Linked DNA regions of Homo sapiens: region 1 is linked to region 2. Evidence: chromatin loops called from intact Hi-C (ENCODE). Cell type or tissue: endothelial cell of umbilical vein. All regions are shown on one strand. Each heading gives the region's core, and the rest is flanking DNA. Links, peaks and the distances in the headings are about the cores only.

Region 1 (5,349 bases), core at 1-5,000, 73 kb before region 2:
GTTGGAGCTCCAACACCACTGGACACTATTTATCAGACTATATATATATATATATATTTTTTTTTTTTTTTTGAGACAGAGTCTCGCTCTGTTGCCCAGGCTGGAGTGCGGTGGCGTGATCTCCGCTCACTGCAAGCTCTGCCTCCCGGGTTCACGCCATTCTCCTGCCTCAGCCTCCCAAGTACCTGGGACTACAGGCGCCCACCACCACGCCCAGCTAATTTTTTGTATTTTTAGTAGAGATGGGGTTTCACCGTGTTAGCCAGGATGGTCTCGATCTCCTGACCTCGTGATCTGCCCGCCTCGGTCTCCCAAAGTGCTGGGATTACAGGCGTGAGCCACCATGCCTGGCCCAGAATATAATATTAATGATACTCCTTGGGGTTGTATAAGACAATAATTGTAACCATCATCAGGAACCAATAACCTTTGTAATCCTGCTTGTTACCACAAGTGCCACCAGTAGACCTAGGCCTCAACTAAAATAGGAAGAAAGAGAAAAGGGGAAAAATGAAACACAATCAGAAAGATAAATCTATGGAAGAAGCATACAGCCAATGCCCTCAGGTGACCAATCTTCAGTGTTTCCAAGGCCAGCTCATTTCTTTCTAGACTGCAGATAAGTATCCCTGCCAACCTATTTCATTAACTTGTTGCGAAAAGTAAATTAAATCAAACATGCAAAAGCACTTGGTCAAGATTTAAACACTAAATGAATGTCAACAAGTATTGTTATTAAGGGCTCCCTACTCATCTGCAAAGCTTTGAGGGACAATGACCATATGAGTTTAATCACCCCTCACGTCTTTATAGGGCTTTAGAGTTCATGATACACTTCTAAACACACTATCTTAGTGCCTCAAGCGCTGGGTTAGTACTTCTCCCCTGTTCACAGAGGCCCTAATATTAGGCTGAACTACATGAAGTTGCCGCTTTATAGAACAAAAATGGTCTAAATATTGGCAATTTCATATGGTTCAAGCTAATACAGTTCTAAGGAAATTGTACATAATTATAAACAACATAGCTGGCTGACTTTAGAACTCAGGCTTTCTGATTCCTGGCTAGTCTAGGACTCTTCATGACTAAAAGGAGACTCATTTTTGATTCAGAAAGCAAGGAGTCAAAGGAGGTTCTGTGTCAAATCACACTGGGCTGTTTGTTCTGCTGGAACAGGTATTTTAAAAAATGTGATCCCTTACTGGATTCTCACAGTACTGTCCCCGAGGGTAACAGGATGGTAAAGAATACATTCAGAGGGCACCTACCGTATGCTAAAGCATATCTCATAATCATTTCATTTGATCCTCCCAATTACATATCATGACTCCCAGTTTAAATATGAGCAGTCTGAGGCTCAGACAAGTTAAGTGTCTTGCCCAAGGTCACATTGCTATTAACTGGTAGGGCGAGCAAATGCAGAAGGAAAACCCAGAACTGTCCAACTCTAAAACCTGGCCCATTTAAGTCAACCTGCTTCTCGGGAAGTTTTACAACTATCCCCATGTGGAAGAAGGGATGAAACGACTCGCCCAAGGTCACACGGCTAGCAAGCCATAGAACAAGAGTCCCTGACCTCAGGTCTCGTCCGTAGCCGCTCTTGTTCTAGTTACTGTCGATGAGATCCTGAAAAGGAGGGAACGGAAGAAGGAATCTAAATGTAAATCAAACGCAATGTGGTAGGCGAAATCGGTGCCCTCACAGCATCCGGCAAAAGGTGAAAGCGACCCAGGAGTACCTGAGCTCCAGGTAACCGCCCTGCCCGCTGGGCTTGGGACAAGCCGGCGGGCGAGGTGCCTCCCAGGCCAACAAGAGACCCTGGCCCAGGGGACAGTCTTCTGTTCCCTTTTCCCTTGCCGGACCTGCAGCTTTCCCAGGGCCCGCTCCTTCAATCCACTCCCCTCTCCGCCCCAGAGAGACCCGGTCTCTAAGCCTCACCCTGGCTGTGCCCCCGCCGCCGCTACCACGTCCCCTTCGATATCCACATCCGCCTCTTCAGCCGCCATGATGGGACCTGACCCCGTCCGTCCTCCCGAGAGATCCCGCGAGACGAAGATGGCCCGGGGGCAGGGCCTAACGCGTCACGGGGCGGGATTGAAGCGTCGTCCGGCCCCTCCCGTGCCGGGAGGCGGGGTTTCCAGAGCAAAGGCGCCCCCAGAGGCCTGGGGCTTGGTCCTTTCTAACTTGTTGACATGTAGAGACCTTGGGAAGTGGCCCACGCCTGAGCTTTTTTTTTTTGAGAGGGAGTTTCACTCTTGTTGCCCAGGCTTGGGTGCAATGGCGCGTATCTCAGCTCACTGCAACCTCCACCTCCCGGGTTCAAGCGATTCTCCTGCCTCAGCCTCCCAAGTAGCTGGGATTACAGGCATGCGCCACCACGCCCGGCTAATTTTTGTATTTTTAGTAGATACAGGGTTTCACCATGTTGCCCAGCTGGTCTCGAACTCCCGACCTCCCGACCTCAGGTGATCCGCCCGCCTCGGCCTCCCAAAGCTCTGAGATTACAGGCGTGAGCCACCGCGCCCGGGCCCTCCTGAGCTTCTAAGAGCTTCTGTTCTTGCACACATTCTTTGGGACCTCACTGCTCTCACTGATAAAATGGGGATAACAGCAGTATCTTTCTGGACTGATGAAAAAGTCAAGCTAGACCCGCTTTGTGAACTGAAGGTTGCATACCTGCTGGTTATTTAAGTCTCTCTCTTTGTTTTTTAAAGAAAAGGGTCGTGCAGCACTTATGTGAAGTCGTTCAGCATTTCACCTAAGTGCTGAACAACTTTTATTTTAAAATTCAACAAATATTTAAGAATATAACTTATGATTGTGTAATTTATTTTGTAGACGTCTTTGCAATTTAAAAATCACGCTCATGACCATTAATCCTTACAGTGTCCCAGTGAGGTAGGCAGAGCTAATATCACCAGTTATACTTTACAGGTGAGGTAACTGAGGCCTGGAGAGCTGAAATGACTGTCCAAGGACAGGTAGCTTCAAAGACAGAGCCAGGAGTAGAATCCAGGCTTTGTTGACCCTCTACTGAGTGCTCACCATGTAACAATCATGTTGTTAGAAATTGGAGGATAAACACCACTTCTGTCTAGTTTATAGTTTCTCAAGAAATTAGATACTGACAGCCAGATGCGGTGGCTCACACCTGTAATCCCAGCACTTTGGGAGGCCAGGGAGGGCGGATCACAAGGTCAGGAGTTCGAGACCAGCCTGACCAACATGGTGAAACCCCGTTTCTACTAAAAATACAAAAATTAGCTGGGCGTAGTGGTGGGCAACTGTAGTCCCAGCTACTCAGGAGGCTGAGGCACAAGAATCGCTTGAACCCAGGAGGCAGAGGTTGCAGTGAGCCGAGATCACGCCATTGCATTCCAGCCTGGGTGACAGAGCGGGATTCCATCTCAAAAAAAAAGAAAAGAAAAAAAAACCCTTCTGCATTCCCCTGCCTTAGCAGCTATCACTCACACCTTGTAATTTTTCATCCGTCTGCCTTCTGCACTGGACTGTGAATTCCTTAAGGACAAAGACCACGTCTGCTAGTCCTTACACTACCAATATTCAGCATAGTGACACATAGCAGGTGCTCAATAACTATTGAACAGAGGAATGAATGAATTAATTAATTAATTAAATGACCTCACTTCTCACACTATTCCCAATTTGTCCCATCTCACCTTTGTTCTCAGGCTGCACTCTGAATATGATGGCAAAAGATGGAGAGAAAGAATTGCAAAGAGGGAGAGCCCAGTTCAGAAACCAAACACTGCTAGGGCCCATTCTCAGGCCACCATGGGAGTGCTGCTTCTGTTGTCAGTGGGCTTATCCAGTAACCAGTCCCACTGGTAACACCATGCCTGGAACAGAGTAGGCACTTAAAGATGTCTGTTGAATTTAATTTAGAGCAAAATTAGGGTTTCTTAAAAAGATGTAATGGGCTGGCCGGGCGCGGTGGCTCACACCTGTAATCCCAGCACTTTGGGAGGCCAAGGCGGGTGGATTACCAGGTCAGGAGATTGAGACCATCCTGGCTAACACGGTGAAACCCCGTCTGTACTAAAAATACAAAAGATTAGCTGGGCGTGTTGGTGGGCACCTGTAGTCCCAGGTACTCGGGAGGCTGAGGCAGGAGAATGGCGCGAACCCAGGAGGCGGAGCTTGCAGTGAACGGAGATCGCGCCACCACACTCCAGCCTGGGCGACAGAGCCAGAATCCGTCTCAAAAAAAAAAAAAAAAGATGTAATGGGCTAAATCATCAAAACAAATGTAAAATGGTATGCTTTTCACTGATTTTACATAGCAGGCAGGGATGGGGACCCTGGCAGGGCTGTCTGGATATACATGATATCAAATGAGAATGGTGCTTTCTAGAGCATAATGCAGAATACCATGTGAACAGCATCTCTGGCAATGCAGACGCAAAAATGTTTCTGGTCCAGTGCCAGATATCAGTAGGCATTAAAATATATGTGGAAGGAAAGGCCTGTACAGAATTCAGAGTTGCCCAATTCGTCTCAAAACCCCCCTGAACAGAGACACTAGCATAAAGCTTTCCCGTACACACCCCACACCCTGCACTGGGTCCACTGGCTTTATGTGAAACTGGCTCGTTAAGGGTCTAGGTCTAACTCCTTCCAACAGGATAGAGCTATGAGCTCACATGCAGATGAACTCCAGAGGCCTGGTCTACTATTTAAAATTCCCTCTAATCCTGCAACCCTAGGACTTGTTGAAAGACTCATTTCTCACCAAGTAGTTTGAAAGCAGAATGAATAATTCAGAATTAGTGTTTCATGAAACTTGTAGCATTCCTACTGTGCTTGGTACTGATGCATTGAATGAGATTGACTCAGTGTCTGCCCTCATAAAATCAATCAAATGTGCAATTTCAGGCCAGGCACTGTGGCTTATTCCTACAATCTCAACACTTTGGAAGGCTGAGGTGGGAGGATTGCTTGAGCCCAGGAGTTTAAGACCATCCCGAGCAGCATAGTGACACCTGTTTCTATAAAAAAATCAAATGAAACAATTAGCCGGGTGCAGTGGTGCATGCTAGTAGTCCCAGCTACTCAGGGTGGGGTGTGGGAAGGCTGAGGTAGGAAGATCACTTGAGCCTGAGAAGTAAAGCTCTCTAGCACAGGCAAGAGTGAGACCCTGTCTTAAAAAAAAAAAAAAAAAAAAAAAAAAAAAAAGGGCCGGGCGCGGTGGCTCACGCCTATAATCCCAACACTTTGGGAGGCCGAGGCGGGCAGATCACGAGGTCAAGAGATCAAGACCATCCTGGCCAACATGGTGAAACCCTGTCTCTATTAAAAGTATAAAAATTAGCTGGGCGTGGTGGCGGG
Region 2 (5,306 bases), core at 1-5,000:
GTCAGTTTTAAATAAGGTAGTGCAGAGGCAACTACCACAGGAATGGTTCTGCCTTAAGAATGAACTACGTGTGCATGTGTCTTTATAGCAGCATGATTTATAGTCCTTTGGGTATATACCCAGTAATGGGATGGCTGGGTCAAATGGTATTTCTGGTTCTAGATCCCTGAGGAATCGCCACACTGACTTCCACAATGGTTCAACTAGTTTACAGTCCCACCAACAGTGTAAAAGTGTTCCTATTTCTCCACATCCTCTCCAGCACCTGTTGTTTCCTGACTTTTTAATGATTGCCATTCTAACTGGTGTGAGATGATATCTCATTGTGGTTTTGATTTGCATTTCTCTGATGGCCAGTGATGGTGAGCATTTTTTCATGTGTTTTTTGGCTGCATAAATGTCTTCTTTTGAGAAGTGTCTGTTCATGTCCTTCGCCCACCTTTTGATGGGGTTGTTTGTTTTTTTCTTGTAAATTTGTTTGAGTTCATTGTAGATTCTGGATATTAGCCCTTTGTCAGATGAGTAGGTTGCGAAAATTTTCTCCCATTTTGTGGGTTGCCTGTTCACTCTGATGGTAGTTTCTTTTGCTGTGCAGTTTATTGAGGCACTATTCACAATAGCAAAGACTTGGAACCAACCCAAATGTCCAACAATGATAGACTGGATTAAGAAAATGTGGCACATATACACCATGGAATACTATGCAGCCATAAAAAATGATGAGTTCATGTCCTTTGTAGGGACATGGATGAAATTGGAAATCATCATTCTCAGTAAACTATCACAAGAACAAAAAACCAAACACCACATATTCTCACTCATAGGTGGGAACTGAACAATGAGAACACATGGACACAGGAAGGGGAACATCACACTCTGGGGACTGTGCTGTGGTGGGGGGAGGGAGGAGGGATAGCATTGGGAGATATACCTAATGCTAGGTGACGAGTTAGTGGGTGCAGCGCACCAGCATGGCACATGTATACATATGCAACGAACCTGCACATTGTGCACATGTACCCTAAAACTTAAAGTATAATAATTAAAAAAAAAAACCAAAACTACTTTGGTTATCCAAAAAAAAAAAAAAAGAATGAACTAGTGTGATTTTCAGAAAAAACCTGGGTTTTCTTTGCTCACCATCATCTGGCTGCTCAGTTTGTTGACGACTTGAGGGTACTATATTCCGATATGGCAAGTTAAACCACATACTATCTGGAACCACCTGCCCCTGTGGCCTCCCCTCCTACCTTGTCCCCTCCCCCTGAAGGAACCACGTTTTCTTTTCTTTTCTTTTCTTTTTTTTTTTTTTTAGACGGAGTCTCGCCCTGCTGCCAGGCTGGAGTGCAGTGGCAAGATCTCAGCTCACTGCAACCTCCGACTCCCTGGTTCAAGCAATTCTCCTGCCTCAGCCTCCTGAGTAGCTGGGACTACAGGTGTGCACCACCACACCCAGCTAATTTTTGTATGTTTAGTACAGACGAGGTTTCACCATGTTGGCCAGGCTGGTCTCGATCTCTTGACCTCATGATCCACCCACTTCGGCCTCCCAAAGTGCTGGGATTACAGGTGCAAGCCACTGCGCCTGGCCCGATATTCACTTTCCTAAGATAAGACTTTAAGAAGACATTGACCAGAATTGCCCATTGAGAGACCAAAAAGTAAATAATGAGTAATGCATTGTGACCCAATTTTAGAAAGGCAGTAGATACCTCTAGCCTGGTCTGCAAGGTTTGATAATAATAACAGCAACAATAATCACTAAATGGATGAGCTCTGGTAGTTGACATTTTCTTTTGATCCCCCCAGTATCTACTCCCTCCTAGATCCTGATTTTCCTTTGAAGATACCCTCTTTCCTCCCTGTCTGGCCATGTGCTTTGAATGACTCCACAACCTTGGTTTCAGAGGTGGGCACTTGACCTACACTTAAGCTGGTCAATATATCCCACTTCACCCCTTGGCCATACTGATTGGTTCAGGGATGTGTATGTGACCCAATTAGATCAATGAAGCATAATTCTGGGAGGCTGTGAGAAATTGCTGTAGCCCTCTGACCCCTATGGATGGAGAGTTGGGACTTTCTGGACACTACCACATGGAGACTGAAGATGAAGCTAACACTTTCCAGAGCAAGCTGAGTGACAGACAGAAATCAAAGCCTGATGATACCATTTGAACCCTGTATATAGCCATGTCTGGAGCTACATCTATGATGGTTTTTGACTGATATATTTCAATAAAAATCCTTTCCATTTAAACTAAGTTTCCTGCCTCTTGCAACCATGGAATTCTAACTGATACATTTATGATTTGCTGGCACTAGGTTAAGTAAGCTCTTTTACATATATTGACCTATTTAATCGTTACAGCAACACAATGGGAGTAGATATTATATTATCTCCATTTCACAGTGAATGCAACTGAGGCTTAGACAAGTGAAATATTTTCCCACTGACAGCTCGAGGTTGATATTAGAATTCAGATCTTAGCCACTATGCTGTTTCCTCGGCATGCGAATATGGCTGGAGAGTGGCAGCATGGTTCTTTCTCAGGATTCCATATCCTCTCAGGCACTTCATCCAGTTCTCTCCCTCCCCTCCCCAACACTGGTAACCCATTCCTTCATTTTGCTGTCCTTTCCCTCATCTCTTCTCCCAATCTCACACCTTGACTTCAATACTCCCAGGAGATAAACATTAGGCCCTCCACCTAGCAAGTTCAGAGAGCTCAGGTTTAGAGCAAGCTCAGAGAGCCTAAGGCAGGAGACTGGCTGAGATGACCCCTGCACAGCCCCCAGGCCACCTTGTTGTGGAAGCTATGGCCTTAGCCTGGGTGCTGGTGATTGCTTCTTCCTTTTCTGGCACAGAGCCACTCTCAGAGGCTTCTTTGACAGCACCTAGGGCAAGCCAGGCTGATAGGCACCCTGCTCGAATAAGGCATTTCACTGCCTGGGCATTTGTGTGCAGCTGGCTCTGTTTGAAATCCTGCCTCTTTCTGACTTCACTTCCTGAATGTGCTGACAGGCCTCTGAGCCAAGCCAAACAGGTTCACAATGCAGTGCCTGCAGAGTATTCCCCCGTGAGTGCAGCTGGGGAAACAAAACTTTTCTCCAGCCCACAGAGAGGACCTGCCAGCCCTTATATGACCAAGAAGTAGGCCCTGTGAGACCTCGTTGAATCTTAATGGGAAATGTTTTTATTTCAGCTGTGTGTGTGTGTGTGTGTATGTGTGTGTATGTATTCCTGATTGTATTCCTGATTTTTTTTTCTTAAATTAACAAGTCGACAGTAAAAACTAGCTAATTATTCTGTGCCTGCTGTATATAAGTGCTTTAGATGTATGTTCCTCCCAACAACCTTCTGTGGCAGCCATGATTGGCCTCATTTTTGCAAAGAAAGAAATTGAGGATTAGCAATCAATGGTAAGGGACTGGCTCCATGCTCCCCAGCTACAAGTGGCAGAGGCTAGATTTAACGCAGGGGCACTTCACTCCAAAATCTGCATGCCTCTGAGTCATAATACCTCAATTCTCTCCCCTAACTCATAATACCTCAATTCCTGATGTGTTTGTTCAGAAGTGCAGTGAGGAACAGTGGGAAGGGCAGAGGCTCTAGTGTCTTTCTAGCTCTGAAGTTTGGCAAGATAGTTTTTTTCTCTAAATCTCAGTTCCTCATATACAAAATGAAATAACAGTGCCTGTGTGGCAGAGAAGTTGCAGAGTTCAATGAGATAGAAATTTACATGGCAGTACTATTCAAGAGCAAGGTCCTGTGTGGACAAAGCCAGTTCTTTGGAGTCAGGAAGAGTTGGATTCAGCTTGAGCTTCTACAAGTCACTTATTTCCTAAAGTTGAACAAGACCTGATGCTCCATTTCCCCTTAACACCAACCCTGGAAGTCCTAACACAATGCCTGCTACATAGGAGACATGTAGCAAATGGTATCTATTATAAATATTATATACGTGTCGGTTTTTATTATGCTTGTAGCAAGCATTATTGGTTCCTACCAGAGGATATCGTTCCTACTGTTGGTTCCTACTAGAGTTAGAATATACTAGGTAATGCTATAAGAACAAGCAACCCTCAAATTCAGTGCCTTAAAGCAACAAATTCTTGGGGGATTTTGCTCATGCTAAATGGTCACTGTGGGTATGCTGGTGGTCAGGAGTTGTGGGAGAGGAGAGTGGACTCTGTCCACATCACTATCGTTTAAGGACACAGGCTGATGGACATTGCATTCCTGTGTGTCCACAGTTGCCAAGGCAAAGAAAAGGGAAGATGTTGAATCTTGTAGTTGCTCTCAAGGCGTCCTATCTTGGTGTGATATGTCACCATTGTTTGCATTTCATTGGCTGATGCAAGTCAGAAGTCCTCTCGCTTAAGTTCAAGGAGGTAGGAGATGGCAAAGTACAAGCAATCATGGTGGGTTCATTTCCTAGTCATGAATGATTTTGAGTCTAGGAATATGACCTGCTCCTGTCCAATGGGACAAAAGGGCAAGTCTACTGGGGTGGAGGTGGGGAGCCGCTAGGAAAGTTTCTCTTGTTAATAAAAACAGAAAGATGATAGTAAACATTCCTGCATTGCTGGTGACTATTGTGTTGACTTATGATGCCGGAAATGCTGCAGGTATCTTGAGTGCTCACAAGAAACTTCCTTGACACACTGAGAATGGTGAAATGAAAAGATAGGAGGCACCTGAACCCGTGATTATGTCATTAAGCCACTACATTAGCCACTCGTGGACTTGTTTCATAGCTGGTCTTCTGGTTTACGTTGCATGTTCTGTTGCTGGCCCCTGCACACATCTTAACTGGTAGAATGGTCAATAATAGAACAATTCAGATGCCTGCCCATTTTTCTCCAGGATAACATAATATCAGGAAAAGTTTCCCCCTTCAAGCATGAACCTAAGATCAATCAATACACCCTGGAAGAGATTAGTCATCAGCCCAAGGTGATGAATGTACAATCCTCAGGATATTTGGGAAATATTCAAATTCTGTCCAGGGGACCAGTGAGTACCTACAACCTAAGAAGGCAATAACTGTATTGGTCATCTGGTAACACAATTGTTTGAAGCAATAATGAGGCAATCATCAAACAATGTTTTTTAGTGATGTACATGAAAGAAGTTTGTATAGCAAGAAACTCTCAGGGCTTCTCAGCACAGAAGTGTTCGTTCTCTCCAGAGAGGGGGAGTTTGCAGAGAGGCAAGGAGAGTTCATTAGACATTGCTGCGGCATGGACAAAATATCCCAGGAGACTATCTGATTACCTTTGCTCAGATGCTGTGCACATCA

What was found. Peaks named below come from ENCODE experiments on the same cell type or tissue, not always from the same donor. Only the 100,000 strongest peaks of a DNase experiment are listed, where the experiment ranks them.
Region 1: a loop joins it to region 2, with 4 times the contacts of the local background. A loop is called at or near these places in 10 of 110 quality-filtered maps.

What each region holds. Positions count from the first base shown.
Region 1 is chr1:58,698,047-58,703,395 of GRCh38, forward strand. It overlaps MYSM1 (Myb like, SWIRM and MPN domains 1), which reads right to left and starts at 2,016. Exons shown (of 20, transcript NM_001085487.3): 1 at 1,939-2,016. The coding sequence starts at 2,006. RefSeq lists enhancers at 1,511-1,570, 1,781-2,190. In endothelial cell of umbilical vein, for the core only: a CTCF peak has its summit at 2,131; DNase peaks (open chromatin) are centred at 1,535 and 2,055; H3K4me3 peaks cover 1,362 bases; H3K27ac peaks cover 1,152 bases.
Region 2 is chr1:58,770,573-58,775,878 of GRCh38, forward strand. It overlaps LOC105378751 (a long non-coding RNA gene), which reads left to right. Exons shown (of 4, transcript XR_007066137.1): 4 at 1-136. Among named protein-coding and RNA genes, the nearest start is that of JUN, 11 kb to the right of the region's middle. RefSeq lists enhancers at 2,742-2,941, 3,573-3,632. In endothelial cell of umbilical vein, for the core only: no CTCF peak of the experiment used is centred there; a DNase peak (open chromatin) is centred at 3,059; H3K27ac peaks cover 1,130 bases.